2 separate regions of the Homo sapiens genome follow, and region 2 is linked to region 1. Evidence: chromatin loops called from intact Hi-C (ENCODE). Cell type or tissue: CD14-positive monocyte. All regions are shown on one strand. Links, peaks and the distances in the headings refer to the core of each region. The heading gives the core; the rest is flanking DNA.

The links. A loop is a pair of places that touch in the nucleus more often than their neighbours do. Peaks named below come from ENCODE experiments on the same cell type or tissue, not always from the same donor. Only the 100,000 strongest peaks of a DNase experiment are listed, where the experiment ranks them.
Region 2: a loop joins it to region 1, with 2.3 times the contacts of the local background. A loop is called at or near these places in 2 of 110 quality-filtered maps.

The regions. Positions count from the first base shown.
Region 1 is chr5:76,368,699-76,377,588 of GRCh38, forward strand. It overlaps the pseudogene SNRPCP2. Among named protein-coding and RNA genes, the nearest start is that of IQGAP2, 30 kb to the right of the region's middle. RefSeq lists enhancers at 3,166-3,959, 3,906-4,200 and a cis regulatory region at 3,709-4,372. In CD14-positive monocyte, for the core only: no CTCF peak of the experiment used is centred there; a DNase peak (open chromatin) is centred at 4,063.
Region 2 is chr5:76,305,278-76,314,167 of GRCh38, forward strand. The region is part of intron 12 of SV2C (synaptic vesicle glycoprotein 2C); the gene reads left to right. SV2C-AS2 (SV2C antisense RNA 2) reads right to left here and starts at 6,352. Exons shown (of 4, transcript XR_001742750.2): 1 at 5,907-6,352. In CD14-positive monocyte, for the core only: CTCF peaks have their summits at 3,997 (motif pointing left), 4,202 and 4,401; a DNase peak (open chromatin) is centred at 3,974; H3K4me3 peaks cover 132 bases; H3K27ac peaks cover 801 bases.

The DNA.
Region 1 (8,890 bases), core at 439-8,438:
GCCTCAGCCTCCTGAGTGACTGTGATTACAGGCATCCACCACCACACCTGGCTAATTTTTGCATTTTTAGTAGAGACGGGGTTTCACCATGTTGGTCAGGATGGTCTCGAACTCCTGACCTTGTGATCCGCCCACCTCAGCCTCCCAAAGTGTTGGGATTATAGGCATGAGCCACCACGCCCAGCCAGGACTTCTATTTTCTTCAAACATCTCTCTTGCTCTTGCTCTCTCTATTTCTCTTTTAGACCCACAGACCTGTGGTGTTTTCTGTCTGGAATACCCCCTCTACATCCTCTAGGCCTAGCTGAAATGTCTGCTCCTCAAGGAAGTTTTCTCAGACTCCCACACTGCATCCAGCTTCCTCTGTTATAAGCCCCTTGCTATTACACCTTGTACTTCCTCTTTCAAAATATTCCTCCTGTTTATAATTGTTTGTTTAATATCCGTCTTTCCTGTTGACTGAGGCTCAATAAAAGCAGGAATTTCTCTCTTGTCATTGCTGTTTCCTCAATATCTGGTCTAGCTCCTGACACTTAATGAAACTTAATAAACATTTATGGAATGAGTGAGCTTTTGTTATCATGCTATCTGGGCATAATATTTTTTATTTGAGAAGAATGAATGACCCCCAACAATCTCAATGTTGGGCAGAACCAAAGTAAGATGTTTTGGAATTGCACTAGTGGTAGGAAAAACAAAATGTTTTCCTCTGCTGTCACGCCACACAACAATAAACACAGAAAACTTCTGTGATGAAATGTGGGGGAGTGGCTGGGCGCGGTGTCTCATGCCTGTAATCCCAGCACTCTGGGAGGCTTAGGTGGGTGGATCACCTGAGGTCAGGAATTCAAGACCAGCCTGGCCATGGTGAAACCCCGTCTCTACTAAAAATACAAAAAATTAGCCAGGCATGGTGGTGCGCACCTATAATCCCAGCTACTCAGGAGGCTGAGGCAGGAGAATCGCTTGAACCCGAGAGGCGGAGGTTGCAGTGAGCCAAGATCGCACCATTGCACTCCAGCCTGGGCAACAAGAGCGAAACTCTATCTCAAAAAAAAAAAAAAAAAAAAGAAAGAAAGAAAGAAAGAAATGCGGGGGATTCTCCCCACCACAAGCAAGCAATCGATACCGCAGCAGACACCAGCTGGGTGCCCTCCAATTCAATTCTGACACTGTCTACCTGGAGATAGCATCAGATCCCACAGACCAAGGGCTCAGTGCCAAAAATTCAACTCCCTCTTCAGACACAAGTGACAAGTCCAGGCATCCAGAACCTCTGACTGACCAGCTTCAAGTTGGGATTCCAACAAACCAGTCTTTGGATGCGATTTATTTGCTAGAGTAGCTCACAGAACTCAAGGAAACAATTACTTATATTTACTAGATTATTCCTAAGGATATTTTAATAGATACAAATAAACAACTAGATGAAGAGAAACATAGGGTAAGGTCTGAGTGCAGGCACTTCTGTCCTCATGGTATTGGGATGGGCCACTCTCCTGGCCCTTGCATGAGTTCTTCTTAACCGTTCACCCTCCCGGAAACCTCCACATGTTTGGCTACCCAGAAGGTTTTTGTTTTGTTTTGTTTTGTTTTGCTTTGTTTTGTTTTGTTCTGAGACGGAGTTTCGCTCTTATTTCCCAGGCTAAAGTGCAATAGCACGATCTCGGCTCACTGCAACCTCCGCCTCCCAAGTTCAAGCAATTCCTCCTGCCTCAGCCTCCTGACTAGCTGGGATTATAGGCACTTGCCAACATGCCCAGCTAATTTTGTATTTTTAGTAGAGACAGGGTTTTTCCATGTTGGTCAGGCTGGTCTCGAACTCCCAGCCTCAGGTGATCCTCCCACCTCAGCCTCCCAAAGTGCTGGGATTAAAGGAGTGAGCCACTACACTTGGCCTTTTTTTTTTTTCTTTTTTCTTTTGAGACAGTCTGGCTCTGTCACCCAGGCTGGAGTGCAGTGGCATGATCTTGGCCCTCTGCAACCTGCGCCTCCTGGGTTCAAGAGATTCTCGTGCCTCAGCCTCCCAAGTAGCTGGGATTACAGGTGTATGCTACCATACCTGGCTAACTTTTGTATTTTTATTAGAGAAGAGGTTTCACCATGTTGGCCAGGCTGGTCTCAAACTCCTGACCTCAGGTGATCTGCCCTCCTTGGCCTCCCAAAGTGCTAGGATTACAGATGTGAGCCACTATGCCCAGCCTTATCCAGAAGTTCTTGAACCCTGTCTTCTGGGCCAAGTTCTTGAACCCTGTCTTCTGGGCCATTTATGGAGACTTCATTGGATAGGCATGATTGAAGTATGGATAACCTGGTTCAAATGTGATTGGACAAAAAGGGTATGATCTGGTCGGGCGCAGTGGCTCACGCCTGTAATCCCAGCACTTTGAGAGGCCGAGGCTGGCAGATCATGAGGTCAAGAGATTGAGACCATCCTGGCCAACATGGTGAAACCCCGTCTGTACTAAAAATACAAAAATTAGCTGTGTGTGGTGGTGCACACCTGTAGTCCCAGCTACTTGGGAGGCTGAGGCAGAAGAATCGCTTGAACCCAGGAGGCGGAGGTTACAGTGAGCTGAGATCATGCCACTGCACTCAACCTGGTGGCAGAGTGAAACTCCGTCTCAAAAAAAAAAAAAAAGGTATGATCTAAACCCAGCAAGTCCTGTTCTGTCTGTTCAGATTCTTCCTGGCCTCTCTGTACAGCATTTCTACCTCTAGGGTACGGGGCAGGACCCTCTCTGGAATAAGGGTCTCATGACCCACAATCAGATTAGGGTCCTGCCATGGGGAGGTCAAAGGAAGGCAGGGAAAGACCAGAGAGAGAGATATTCTTTTTACTGTAATAAGGGCTGTGGGAGTTATGAGCCAGGAACTGTGTATGAAAACCAATATGTGTGGCAGGGTGTGGTGACTGACACCTGTCATCCCAGCACATTGGGAGGCCAACACAGGAGGATTACTTGAGCCCAGGAGTTTGAGACCAGCCTGAACAACATAGTGAGACCCCATCTGTAAAATAATAAAAATAAAAAAATTAGTTGGGCATGGTGACATGCGCCTGTGGTCCCAGCTACTTGAGAGGTTAAGGTGGGAGGATAGCTTGAGCCCAAGAGGCTGAGAATGCAGTGAGCCCTGATTTGTGCCACTGCCCTCCAGCCTGGACAATAGAGCAAGACTCTATTTCAAAAAACAAAATGAAACAAACAAATGAAGAAAAAATATACATTTATAAATATAAAATATAAAAAAAAAACGTACATATAATAGCACAACTAGCATATTGAAAAATTGTATCTGGACAGGTGGGAAGCTTTCCAAGTATGTTCTTGGGAAATGACTCAGGACAGTAAATGACTGGCAGGCAGGTAGGAAGGGGGCCAGGCCCTGTGGTAGACCAAGTAACAAACAGGTCCCAGAGCAGGGAGGACAGGGGCAATGTTCCTCTCTCTGCACACACTCCACCTTCTGACTCCCCCACCTCACCCCAGCAGCCTCAAAGGAGCCTCTCCAGGGCCACGCTGGAATGGCAAACATGGGATTTTTTTTGCTGACTTGGCTTAGCAACAAGGCCTCACTCTGACCTTTTCTCTGCACAGCATTAAAGAGAAAGGGTACGTTGAAAGTGGGATTGCATAGATTTCCCATGACCACTGCCACGCTTTGAAGGGAAACTGCTCAGCTGAGCACTGCTTCCTGGAATGAGCAAGGCCATCTGCCCTAGCCTGACCTGATAACTTCCACCCCTGTGCAGGTGCCTTCCCCACGGGAGGTGAGGGCCAGCACAGCCCAGTCCCTGGGAGCCCCTGCCAGGCAAGGGCCACGCTGGTCCTCGGGCTCATGCTGTCAGGGACTTTGTTGAAGGGGCCAGAGGCCCCTCAGTCTATCTTGGTTAATGGCAAGCTGCTTTTAGGATATGCAGAGAAGTAAGAGCGAGCAAACCAGCCACCAGGCCGGGCTTTGTTGACATGCAGGACATCGTTTGAGATGTAAGAGCAGCTCTAGTAGCCCTGCAGCAGCCCTTGCATCTCAACCGGTTTCTGAGTCATTCTCTGGGATTATCAGGCTGGAGTTCTCTGTCATTAGGATGACTCATCATTTTTCTATCTCTGCTTCCATTGCTTCTGTCCCTGCTGACTAAAGTCTCTGCTATCCGCCTCTGTGCCGCAGCTTCTGTGGCTTTTTCTCTGTGGCCCCTTTCTTCAATCCCATCCTACTCATGGTCTTCCCTCTCAAGGTCTCACAAACTCCCTACCAGTAGGGTTTATGGGTTCCACCTGTCACCATGACAGAGCTCTCACGCCAGACACCCTCACAGGACATGGGCCAACCAGTGGGAAGCTGCCTTGGAGTAAGGGCGCTAATTCCTGGCTTAATCAATTAATTTACCTGAAGCCACACATGCAGAGTCACATGATATAAACCATTCATTCATCTGACAAATAGGGCACCTCACGTATGTCACACTCTGTCCTGGCGTGGAGAATACAATGGTGAAATAGAAACAACACAAGTCTTTGCCTCACATTCTCCTGGGGGCTGGGATGGCTGACAAGAAATAAAATCGGCCAGGTGCAGTGGCTCATGCCTGTAATCCCAGCACTTCAGGAGGCCGAGGCAGACGGATCACCTGAGGTCAGGAGTTCAAGACCAGCCTGGCCAACACGGCAAAACCCCATCTCTACTAAAAATACAAAAGTTAGCCAGATGTGGTGGTGAGTGCCCATAATCTTAGCTACTCCAGAGGCCGAGGCAGGAGAATTGCTTGGACTCAGGAGGCAGAGGTTGCAGTGAGCCGAGATTGGCCACTGCACTCCAGCCTGGGTGACAGAGTGAGACTCTGTCTCAAAAAAAAAAAGAAAAAAGAAAAGAAAAGAAAGAAAAAAATGAAGAGTAAAACATAGGCTCAATGTTGATTCATGTGATGGAGAAAAAGCCAGGTAGAGGTATAGACAGTGCCGGGAGCAGGGCCTTGTATGTCGATTTTCAACCACAGGTTGGTTGAGAGAGTGACATTGAGGTCATAAAGGACAGAAAGGAGGTGGAGAGGCCAAGAAGAGACCCCTTATAGGGCTGTGTGCGTGGTAGACATGATGAGGCTTCTGGAACTCTTAGTGCTGGTGTGGTCAGCTCTGAGGATCATGGGGAAACCCTACTGTCTAGGACCTCACAGATGAGAGAAGAAGCTTATGTCCGAATGCACACAGTTCAGTGTATAACACTTGACTGAGTCAGAGAGCCACAGGAGCCACGAGGCATTTAAGGAGGGAAACAGAGTATAGGCCCCATGCTCTGTCCACACCTGTCCCTGCCATCCCAAAGTCCTACCATGGGAGCAGGGAGGCTCCCATTAGGAATTATCAGATTCAGTGGAAATCAACCTCACTTTTCTTTTTTTGAGACAGGGTCTCATTCTGTCACCCAGGCTGGAGTACAATGGCTCACTGCAGCCTCAACCTCCTGGATTCAAGTAATCTTCTCACCCTCTCAGCCTCCCAAGTAGCTGGGACTACAGGTGTGCACCACCATGCCCAGCTAATTTTTTGTATTTTTTGTAGAGATGAGATTTCTCTATGTTACCCAGGCTGGTCTTGAACTCCTGAGCTCAAGCAATTCTCCCGCCTCAGCTTCCCAAAGTGCTGGGATTACAGGCATGAGCTACTGTGCCAAGCTTGGGACTCAACCTTTAAGGCTCATCAGAGTCACTGAGAGAACTTATGAAACACAGTGCAAAACCCATCCCCAGCAATTCCAGTTTTTACACTTTCCCAGGTCATGCAGATGCTGTTGTTCCAGGTACCACACTTTGATAACCACTGCTATGATTTACATCATGCCCTGCCAGCCCTTCCAACTTTGCCCTTGTTCCTCCCTCTGTATAAAATCGTCTACTTCTGGCTATGGGCTGTGGCTCATGCTTCTAAGCCCAGCACTTTGGAATGCTGATGTGCAAGGATCAGTTAAGCCCAAGAGATTGAGACCAGTCTAGGCAACAGTGAGACCTCATCTCTAATAAAAATCAAAAAATTAGCCAGACATGATGGTGCACACCTGTGGTCCCAGCTGCTGAGGAGGCTGAGGTGGGAGGATCACACCACTGCACTCCAGCCTGTGCAACAGAGCAAGACCCTGTCTCAAAAAAAAAAAAAAAAAAAAAAAAAATGGCCTACTTTCTCTTCCTTCTATTTTTCCTCCAAGACCCAACTCAGGAGTCCATTTCCTTCAGGAAAAATTCCTTGACTTTCCCAGGCAAAATCCTTCATGCCCTCATCTTGTCTGAGGTCCCAGCTACTCAGAGGCTGAGAGAGGAGGATTGCTTGAGCCCAGGAGATCAAGGCTCCCTTTATATTTTCATCCCATCTCATGACTGTACTCACATCTACTGCCTTTCTGGATTGTAAGCATTTGAGGGCAATTTCTCCAGTTCCTAGTATCTGGTATGCATTCAAGAAAACTTTCTGAAATCCCCATATGTTTTCTCCTGATGTTTGTGAAAGGAAGGCCCCACTTCCAGCGTGTTTCTTCTTGGGCTTCCCTCATCATCTCAACCCCCCAACTCACCCTGAGCTCTCTGGCTCCCCTAAACTTCCTGGTCCCAGCAGGTCCAGGCCCACTGTTGTACCACATCTGGCCATTCAGCAAAGTTGAAATTCTTTCTCTGACAAAGCAATGTGCAGTTTGAAGGTTTTACTTTGTTTTGTTTTTTAGAGACAGGGTCTCACTCTGTCACCCAGGCTGGGGTGCAGTGGCACAATTATAGCTCACTGCAGCCTTGACCTCCTGGGCTCAAGCAATCCTCCTCTCTCAGCCTCTGAGTAGCTGGGACCACAGGTGCATGCCACCACAGCTGGTTAATTTTTAAATTTTTTGTAGAGACAGGGGTCTCACTATGTTGCCTCGGCTGGTCTTGCACTCCTGGCCTCAAGCAGTCCTCCCACCTCCGCCTCCCAAAGCACCAGGATTACAGGTGTGAGCTACAGCGTCCCACCCAGTTTGAAGTCTTAAGAGAGATGTTTTACCAAGAGACTCCAATAAGCAAAATCAAGCACCAAAAAGGTGAAACATGCATAGCTCTACAGGAAGGTCAGAGAGAGAGAGAGACCCAGTGTTTTAATTCTGCCTCCACCAGTAGCTGAGTGGCCTTCAGCAAGTCACTGGCCCCTTCAGGTGTTCAAGGAACTGGACTCAAAGATTTCTAAGATACCTTCCAGCTCTCAAATTTCACAATTACCGAATCTGAATTTATCTAAATACTAAGCAAAAATACCCAAACTTCTAGCATGACAGTCCCAAGTCTCGTGGGAAATTTGCTCTTCTTCCAAGCTGTTTGCTGGGTTTTTCTCTGCATATGAAGTCATAGGCAGCTTCCTAAAGATTCCAGGTGAGTCTTATCAAAGAACCTGCAAATGAATACTACAGACTTATTGTAGCCTAGAGAAAGGTGCATAGACAATATCTGAATCTTAGCATTGCCACTATGTGACTTGCAGCAAATTATTTAACTTCTCTGGGCCTCAGTTTTCTTGTCTTTAAAGTGGAAGCAAAAACAGAATCTACCTTAAAGGATTCCTATGAGGTGTAAGAAAAAATAATTCACAGCAACAGAGGCTAGCACAGCACTGGTGTTCAGCAAGCATGAGTCAGCTCTTGGGGGCTCCCTCTGCACACTTTCAGTCCACCTCTGCTGCCAGCCTGGCCCCTTAATGAGGAAAACATTTTGTATTCTGAAACTCAAATCCTTCTGATGAGCTTCTGGTCACTCCTCATGGTCTTGCTGGGTCATTCATTCATTCAACTTATAGTTACTAAGGTTTTATCGAATGCCAGATACAGTGAAAAGAATACATACAGATAATTAAGACAAACTTTAAACAGTCCCCATCCTCAAGGAGCTAGAGCTTTGCTTTAGTAAAATTAGACAAGTCATTCATTTCTGGGTGTCACGGAATGGAGTGGCCAATGGCCTGCAGAGCAACATGCCCAAGTTTTATTGTGACTACTGCAATACATACCTCACCCATGACTCTCCTCCTGTGAGAAAGACACACTGCAGTGGTAGGAAACACAAAGAGAATGTGAAAGACTACTATCAGAAATGGATGAAAGAGCAGGCTCAGAGCCTGATTGACAAAACAACGGCTGCATTTCAACAAGGAAAGATACCTCCTGCTCCATTCTCTGCTCCTCCTCCTGTAGGAGCAATGATACCACCTCCCCCTAGTCTTCCAGGTCCTCCTCACCCTGGTATGATGCCAGCACCCCATATGAGGGGTCCTGCCATGATGCCAATGATGGGCCCTCCTCCTCCTGGGATGATGCCAGGGGGACCTGCTCCTGGAATGAGGCCGCTTATGGGAGGCCACAGGCCAATGATGCCTGGGTCCCCAGTGATAAGACCTCCTGCCTGTCCCATGATGGTGCCCACTCGGCCCAGAAAGACTTGACCAGACAGATAAGGATAAAGGAGAGGGCTCATTATGTCGGTTTTATATTACCTGTTCTGCTTCACCAGGAGATCATGCTGCTGTGATGCTGGGTTTTCTAAACAGCATAAGGAAGTCTTGCTCCCCTCTCCTATCAAAGAGAATAGTTTTGGAGGGGAGAAGTGGGACAAAAAAGATGCAGTTTTCATTTGTATTGGGAAATGTGAAAATAAAATTGTCAACTCTTTTAGTTAAAAGTGTATTCCCTTTTTCCTCCCCTCTGTATTCTCTGTATATTATAAAAGAAATGAAACATTCCAGTTCTGTTTCTCTAGCTCATTATCTCTTCAGTATGTCCTCTGTGTGAGATTCTTTTTCCTTAGCTATATGGTAAATCTCTTTGGGCATCCTCCCTTTATTAGTAAAGTCATCTTGTGCAGGACTAAATCTAGCACTTGTAGAGCTTT
Region 2 (8,890 bases), core at 647-8,646, 63 kb before region 1:
ATTACATTTGCATTTACTGTGAAAACACTAATGAGGACGTTGTTCATTATAGGACACATCTTCTTCTACTCAGAGTCTACCATGAAGACTGAACATCTCAGGGGTGGGTTCTAGGAATCATTTTGTATTCCTCCACCCATGCTTTGAGAAGCTGTTATGTGTCCTCACTTCATATGATAAAAATTGTGTAATTCTTCACATTTCCTTCTCTGTTGTGCAATCAGGAAGCAGAGAGCCTGTGTCTCTGCTAAATCTGCATAGTCCAGATACTTGTTTCACTCTTCCTTATCTTGATTTGCCCCCTCTTATGCCCATTTTATTAATTTTGTGTCTTTTATAAGTTATCCTACCTAGATCGTTTGATAAAGAGGCAGGAAATTTTGGAATTAAATCTAGATGTACTTACTGAATAGCACTTTTCTGTGCCAAAAAAAATGAAACAACCATTTTTCCATTCTGTAAATGCCATCAACATCCTCCTTTCTTCAAAACCTCAGTATCAAAAATGAGCATAACAATTGCAGTCTTAAACAGATGCATGGTGACATTCTAGCTTTTTCCCCAGATTAGAGAGCACTTACACACTGACTGGGACATGATGATTTAAGGGACACAAAAAGAGGTGGGAGGGGACTGAACATTCCAACCCTCTGGACATATGGTTGGTTTTTCTGGAGACCAGCCCAATCCAGAAGCTATCTAGGATCCCCTCAGCCAAGAGTCATCTCATTAGCCTACAAAAGACACTCTTTTGGTGGAGCAGGGGGAAGGATGGGGTCTCCCTCTGTTGCCCAGAGCTACAATCTGTAACCAGAGCTGGAATGCAGTGATTCAATCATAGCTCACTACAGCCTCAAACTCCTGCGCTCAAGTGATCCTCCCCCATCAGCTTACAAAGTAGCTGGAACTACAGATGTGTATCACCATGCCAGGCTAATTTATTTTATTTTTTTTTATTTTAAGAGATGGGGTCTCACTGTGTTGCCCAGGCTGGTCTCAAACTCCTGGCCTCAAGCAATTCTTCTGCCCCAGCCTCTGAAGTAGCTGGTATTATAGGTATGACCCATTGTGCCAGGCTCCAAAAGATACTCTTATCCAAGGGTTTTAGGAGCTCAATGCCGGGAACTGGGGATGAAGACCAAATACTTATTCTTTACTTATACCTTATATTTAAGGCTGGAGATTATTACTAAAGTGCAATTTATTATCCAGAGGATTTAGCTATGCAAAAGGTGGGAAACTGTACCCCTGGACAGCAAATCAAAAACAAATCTACATTCCCTAAAACCTTAGCTGCTAGTTATAAGCATGACCTCAAAACCAGAAACCATCAGGGAGAAGGTTAAAAGAATTCTCTGGGTAAAACAAAATGTGAATTCCACACAGCAAAAAATACCATAGGCACATATAAATGATAAATTGAGGGCAGGAGGGGGTTGAAACAGAAATGAATTAATAACCTGAATATATAAATTGGAAATTCATAAAGAAATGTCAACAAACACTTAGCATATAAAAATGCTCAGCTTCACTAATAGTAAAAATTAATTACAAATTAAAGCAATTATGACATTTAGCTTTCTCCTATTATTCAGAGAAGACAATATTTAAAAGATAGATAAGATCCAGTGTTCTCTGGGGCAAGTGAGGGGTTACTGCTGAGTCTGTTGTGGGAATTCTGAAAACAGATACCACATTTGTAGAGGGGGATGATCTACAGTCTTAAGTATTTTTTCCCAATAGGAATAAACTATTGATTCCTCTGGTTGCTTTTCAGGTTTTTTCTTTGCCTGCCATGGATTTCTTTGGGTTTACTATGTTTGGGGTTTGCTCAGCTTCTTGAATCTGTAGGTTTACAGCTTTTGCCAAATTTATGAGGTTTTCAGCCATTATTTATTTTGTCAAAAAACAAAATTACAACAAATTTAGTGTAAAGAGCTAGTTGACTTTTATCTGCTATTCTAGAAGCAGGCAACACCTCACTCTATAAAATGGGGTGAGTGCTCTAATGAGCTGAGCAGAGAAAGTTGGCTTCATAGGCAGAAAAGCTCTAAAGAGAGCAGATACAGAGAACAAAAAGCAGATAGCCCTTTCAAAGTCCCTTTCTGTAAAGGGCTAAAACAGAGGGGACTTCCTTATTATGCTCATTTGGGTTGGCCGGAATCACCTGTTTTTTGGAAAACTGGCTCTTTTCAAAGTTCAATTTGATTAGGTGGCACTTAGCCTGAGTGACTCCATTCTGCTTAGGACTGGTCTGCTGTGGCCTAGGTGCAGGAGACTAGCCCAAAACAATGGCCTCCCGTAAAATTTAACTATTTGAATACTTTTTCAGTGCTGCCCTTTTTCTCTTCTGCCTGAACTCCAGCAACATAAATATTAGATCTTTTGTTATAGTTCCGCAGGTCCCTGATTTAGTTTGTTTTCTCTGTTCTTCACTTTAGATAGTTTCCATTGTTCTGTCTTCCAGTTCACTGGTTCTTTCCTCTGTCTCCTCCATTCTGCTGTTGAGCCCAACCACTAAGCTTTTTATTTTGGTTATCATATTTTTCAGTTCTAAAATTTTCATTTAGTTCTTCTTTATTTCTTCTACTTCTTTGCTAGGGCTTTCTATTTTTTCCATTTTTGCCGTGATGCTTTCTAAATTTCATGTGTTTCAAGTGTGTTCATAGTTGCTCATTGAAGCCTTATTATGGCTGCTTTAAAATATTCATCAGATAATTCTAACATCTCTGTCATATCAGTGTTGCCATCTATTGATTGTCTTTTTTCATTCTGTTTGAAATCTTCCTGTTTATTTGTATGACAAACAGTTTCTGATTGGAAGCAGTCATTTACATATTATGTTATGAGAATTTGGATCTTATTTAAGCCTTTTGCTTGAATTGGCTTTCTGTGACTCCTCTCTGGCAAGCGAAAGGGAGGCATTGCCTTATTATTACCAGGTGGACGTAGAAGTCCAGGTACTCCACTTAAGCTCCAGTGACACCCAAGAGTGGGCATTCTCATTACTGCTGGGAGTCCACACTCCCTTCCTGATCATGGATACCATGGGAGGGAGGGAAGGAGGAGCTCATTACCACCCAGCAGGGATGAAAGTCCCAGCTCCTTACTTACCCTTCTCTGATGGCATCCCAATGGTAGTGTTGACAGGTCTTCTTAGTTTCACAAGGGTGGAAGTCTAGGCTACCACCAGACCTTTGCTGATGTAGCTGGCAGTTGAGCTACAATTTTTTCCTGGTGTTTGGTCTGAGGAGAGAGGTTATTATCTAAAAGTTTTCTATCTTGCTAGACTGCCGTTTTCCTGGTCCTTGGGCTAGAGAGAGCAGGCTTTGGTTGTGGCTTTTCTTTTTCTGTGCCTATTGGCATTTCTGGGTTGGCAACTTGTTCGATTCCAAGTCTGAGATCTATGGAGCAGAAGGCAAACGCAGGGAACTCCCCATCCCCAAGCTCCCTAGCAGTTCTGCCTTTTTCCTCTTTCAGTCTTGTTCTGTTTGTTTTATATATAATGTGCAGGATATTTTGTTGTACTTATCAAGAAGAATAAGAAAAGTATATCTATTCCATCTCGGTGTGAATTTTAATACTGTTTGTTTATTTACTCAACAACTATTTTTTTGAGCACCTATGATACAACCGTGAGTAAATCAGTTGTGGTCTTTATTCTCATAAGCACAAGCAAACTTCAGTTGTAATATAGTGGTCAGGGTTATTACATGGGAAGTGCATGATGCTCAGAGCATCAGAGAGGTTTTCTTGAAAGAAGTTCCATTTAATTGAGATCTAGTAGGTGATAACCAGTCAAAAAGATGGAAAGAACATTTCAGTTAGAGCAAATACCAGCTAACAAGCTCTGGAAGTAAAAGAGTTACTCAAAGAACAAGTCATGAAGACTCTTTCACATTGCCTTATTGTGTGGGGACGGGGAGACTTTGAGCTGTCTTACAGAGAATGACAAGATCATTCTTGGCCTTTAGAGAGCTCCCTCTAATGGCCAGAAAGAAGGCAGGGAGGCTGGTTAAGACACTTAAGTTGTAGGTTGGAGGCCGGGCACGGTGGCTCACGTCTGTAATCCCAGCACTTTGGGAGGCCAAGGCAGGCGGATTACGAGGTCAGGAGATCGAGACCATCCTGGCTAACAAGGTGAAACCCCGTCTCTACTAAAAATACAAAAAATTAGCCAGGCATCGTGGCTGGCGCCTGTAGTCCCAGCCACTCGGGAGGCTGAGGCAGGAGAATGGCGTGAACCCGGGAGGCGGAGCTTGCAGTGAGCCGAGATCGCACCACTGTGCTCCAGCCTGGGCGACAGAGCGAAACTCCATCTCAAAAAAAAAAAAAAAAAAAAAAAAAACAGAAAGAAAGAAAGAAAAATGTAGGTTGGAAAGGGGAAAAGTCAACACTCAACATGTTCACAGATATTTAGGGATACATTCAACAAAGCTTGGTGCTTGATTAGATGTTAGGGGGAAGAAAAGAGGTTGTCAAAGAAAGATGATTCCAGTTTCTGCGTGTACAGTTGAGTGAATGGAGATGGCAGGTTTTGTTTATGTTTTTTAATTTTAAAAACCACCTGCAGGAGCACAATGGCATTTTGAGGCTGGGACACAGGAGGGACAGTGGGTCTGGGCTGTGGTCAAGAAGGTAATAAGTTCCATTTTGGACATGTTGAGTTTTTACATCAACCTGGGGCTGTCCGATTGGCATTTGAATATTTTTGTTTGGATGCCAGAAAGATACCTGAGCTGGGGATAGAGAGGTCATTCACTATTTCATTCAAAAAAAAAAAATGATTATGGAATGCATATCCTGTGCCAGGAACTATTTTAGTCATTGGGAGACAGCAGTGAACAAAACAGACAGAAAGCTTTGCCTTGATAGAGCTTATATTCTATAATAGTTTGAGGAAGACAGTCCAACAAACAGATAAGTAAAGTAGATGTAGTATATTGGATGGTGCTAAGTGCTGTAGAGAAAAATAAAGCTACGTGGAGCATAGAGAATGCTGGGGTAAGGAGAGTTACAACTGTAAATAGAATGGTCTAGGGGGATGTGACTGTAAAGCTGACATTTGAGCAAAGACCCAGGCAGACATCTGGAGAGAGTGTATTCACAGCAGAGGCAACAGCAGGTGCAAAGGTCCTGAGGTGGGAGTGTGAGAGACCAGTTGGAAGAGAGGCAAAGCTTGTCTGGCTGGAGCAGAATGACCAAGGTAGAGGGTAAGAAGCCATGGGGTCAGAGTGGACAATAAAAGGGCTTTGGTCTTCTTGCTGAGTAAAATGAAATCCAATGTGGGGTTTGGGGGCAGATGAGTGACATGAACTGACTTATGAAGTCCACAGCAAGAAATGTGGCAAGAGGTAATGGTGCCAATGGAGGTGGTGAGAAAGTGGTTAGATTCTGAAAATATGTCTAAGAGAGAGACCTGGAATAGTTCAAGTCAAAGGAAACAGAAAACAAAGGCCTCCATAGAAATAACATGTCTGAGAGGCAAGAGTTGGAGTCTGGGGGTAAATCCATCAACGTAAGAAAATCCAGAGGTAACACAGATCTGGACTAAGAAATAACAGACACCAGAGTTAGGATACCAGGCCAGGAGACAAGAGTTCAGTGAGCTAGAAACTCAGGCTGGCAGAGTGGAATACAAAAAAACTAGCCTGGAAGCAAGTGGTCAAAGTATTAAGATGTCTTGATCTTCAAAAATGGTGTATGACATTGAGAGAAGGCTTTGCAAGTTAGACTTCCCTATAACCTCTGTGCTTAGGTCAGTAGGGCAGTAGTAGTTTGCAGCTGGTTCTCAATGACATTCATTGGACTGACTTGCCCAGGGCTAGAACTCACCTCAGGTAGAGGCAAGATATCAGAACTGTCTGCAGTGGAAGTTGAAGGCACCTCTCTGCTCATGCACTCACCTTGGTCAGTCACCTCTATCTTGATCCTAAACCTTCTTCCCAACTCTGTAGTAATAGCCTGAGATTCTTGCCAAGGCCAGCTTCCCAGTGCTGTGGTACGTCTGCCACAATGATTGAGATGCAGTGGTCGATGCAGTGCCCTTCTCCCCAAGGCTCTTAATTCTTAGGCGTAGACTTGAAGAAGCCAGGAATACTTGTACTTCTGCAGGGATGAGTGAGGTGAAGCGGGAAGACGGAAAAGCAAATGTTGCATTCAGGAATTTGTCCTTGATTGTGAGGCTGGAAAGACAAGATTGCTTTGAGAAGCATTATGAGGAAAGAAATGAAGAGCAGGGCAAAATGATAGACCTTTGAAGTTTGAGCCATTATTGAATATACAAGTCATTGTATAGTCTTTTAACAGTTTCTACATCAGCCCCTCACCTGTGTCAAAGATAAGCAGAGAGCCTATTATATGTAATGTAGATCACAAACAATTGATGTGGCATGAGATTCTTCTAATAGACATGAAATATGAATGTGACATGAGCCAGACATAGAATGGATTTTCCAGCTTGCCGTAAATCTGAAAGGAGCCCCAACCATCTAACATACTGGTGTGGGGGAGCTTCCTTTTCCCTCATTTCTCCGTCCCCAGTCCCTGCCACCAGCAAAATTACTTTCAACCCTCTTTGCGGTAGAACTGAGAACACCAACAGAAGATGCATTTCATTTTTTGGGTTTAGTCTGTGCTGGTCAGCTTCCCTCAATACCCTAACTGGGAAAAATAAGTCAATTTTCCCTCATCTCTTGAAGTCTTCAAAATGAAAGTATATGTAATGACAGGTTGAAATGGATTTTTTCCATCCATCAGGGTCCCTACTTTTCTCTCCCTGCTTTGTGAAAGTTGTAAATCTCTCAAAAGTCATAAATGTAGCTCCCGCGGTGTAGGCCTGTTCCAGCTCATTCCAGTTCTAGGTTTTGGCCTTTATGTTTCTCTGCGTCCAGGTGTTAACTTTCTGCTGCCACTATGTGGCTGTGGCCAAGTCCCCTGCTCACATTTCCTGTGTGCTTATGGCTCAGGGGCCACTTTTTTTTTTTGGGGGGGGGGACAGGGTCTCACTCTGTCACCCAGGCTGGAGTGCAGTGACGCAATCTCCACTCACTGCAATCTCTGCTTCCCAGATTCAAGCAATTCTCCTGCCTCGGCCTCCTGAGTAACTGGGATTATAGGTGCCTTCCACCACTCCCAGCTAATTTTTGTATTTTTAATAGAGACGGGGTTTCACCGTGTTGGCCAGGCTGGTCTCGAACTCCTGACCTCAAGTGATCTGCCTGCCTCGGCCTCCCAACGTGCTGGGATTACAGACATGAGCCAGCGTGCCCAGCCATTAGGGGCCATCTTTACCCCTCCTCCGTGGCGCTCGGGGCCAGGAGCGCACACCTTGTGAGATGCAGCCCACGCTCTCAGGGCCGTCCTGCAACTCTGCACAGACTCCCAGGGCCAGGCAAGCCTGTCTCATGGTGTCGTTTGGCCGCATGTTCCTGCCTTTCTCTGCCTACCTTCTTCCCTTTTCTTTCCCCCTTATGCCCCCTTATGCATGCACAGTTTCAGACATGAGGTCAGAAAGGATTTGAGGATCTGATTGTTCACACCTGCCGATCCCTGAGAGTCCTGGGCAGCTGCTGCCATCACCCAGTGCAGTGGGATTGGTCTCTTCCTTGATGAGCTAAAATCAAAACATTTTCCCAGAATTAAGCAACCCAAGCCCTTCCCTTAGGACTGTCCTTGTTTTGACAGAGTTCTCTTGTTTCCTCCCCATTCTTCAGTTCCGAAGGTCTGTCATCTTGGATCTCTTACTGACCAGCTGTGCGACCTCAGGGACACCACTCAGCCTAGCTGGGCCTGGATTGTTTGAGATTTAAATGAGGAGTATGAAATAAATAGCATCTCAGGGCCTTTCTAGCTCTAGAATTCTCTTCACTGTCGTCATCTGGTATTCTGTAATGGCAATTTCATTCATTCTTTCTTGAATACATTCTACGTCTAATATAAAGATAAATATCTCACTTATTTGTGAAGATTTTGGTACAGAGGAATCTTTCAGCTATCGCGACTAACCAACCTATGTAATCCACTCCATCCCTGGCCCTCTGCTCTGCTTGATTTTTCCTTATACGCCTTATCATTATATTATATATGTTTATGCTTTGGCTATCCAGCAAAAGTCAGATTCATTTTGTCTCTGGTAGTTAGAAGTAGAGGGTGAAGGGGGTGGGGAATATATGCTTCCTGCTCCCACAACCTTGCCATCAGGCAATATATTACAATGGAAGCAAATCCTGCCAAGTGTACTAGCACAAAAACAGTCACAAAGTTTGTTTTTGAGCTCCAAGGAAGTCCATCTCGCTGTCCTTGGGTACTGAGCAAGCCCTTGCATGAAAGGGCCATGTGCTTGATATGCTGACAGCAGGGCCACCAGACTTGTGGGCCAGCTAAACAAGGGAATGCCCCTTTAATTGTGGGGTGCAGGATAAGGGGGCTCTAGAATCTGGAGTCTAGACCAGGAGTACCATTTCACCAACTTGAGGCTGCAGGGCTTGGAGGACGCTTGTATGTTCATTAGGCTAAGGGCAGAACATTCTTTCCAATCATTGCTTATACAGAACAGCACTCACATCATCAGTGAAAAAATCATCTCCGTGGTCATTAACAAACCTTCTCATGCAGATTTCTAAAATGATCTTTAAAGCACTAAGTAACCATCTCTGGCCTGTTGATTCTTGATTAATGTGCTTTAAATTATATGGGTATGCATTAGAGACAATTTATCTATCAATCATATTGTTTATACTGAAGTACTTAAAGGAAATTATCACCCAGACCTTATGATGAGAGGATGTTAGGTTGCATGTGTACTTGTTTAACTCACTAGAATGTTAGCTCCTTGAGGGCAAGACATTGTCTTCCTTATTTACTGCCATAACTCTAGGTGAATGAATGA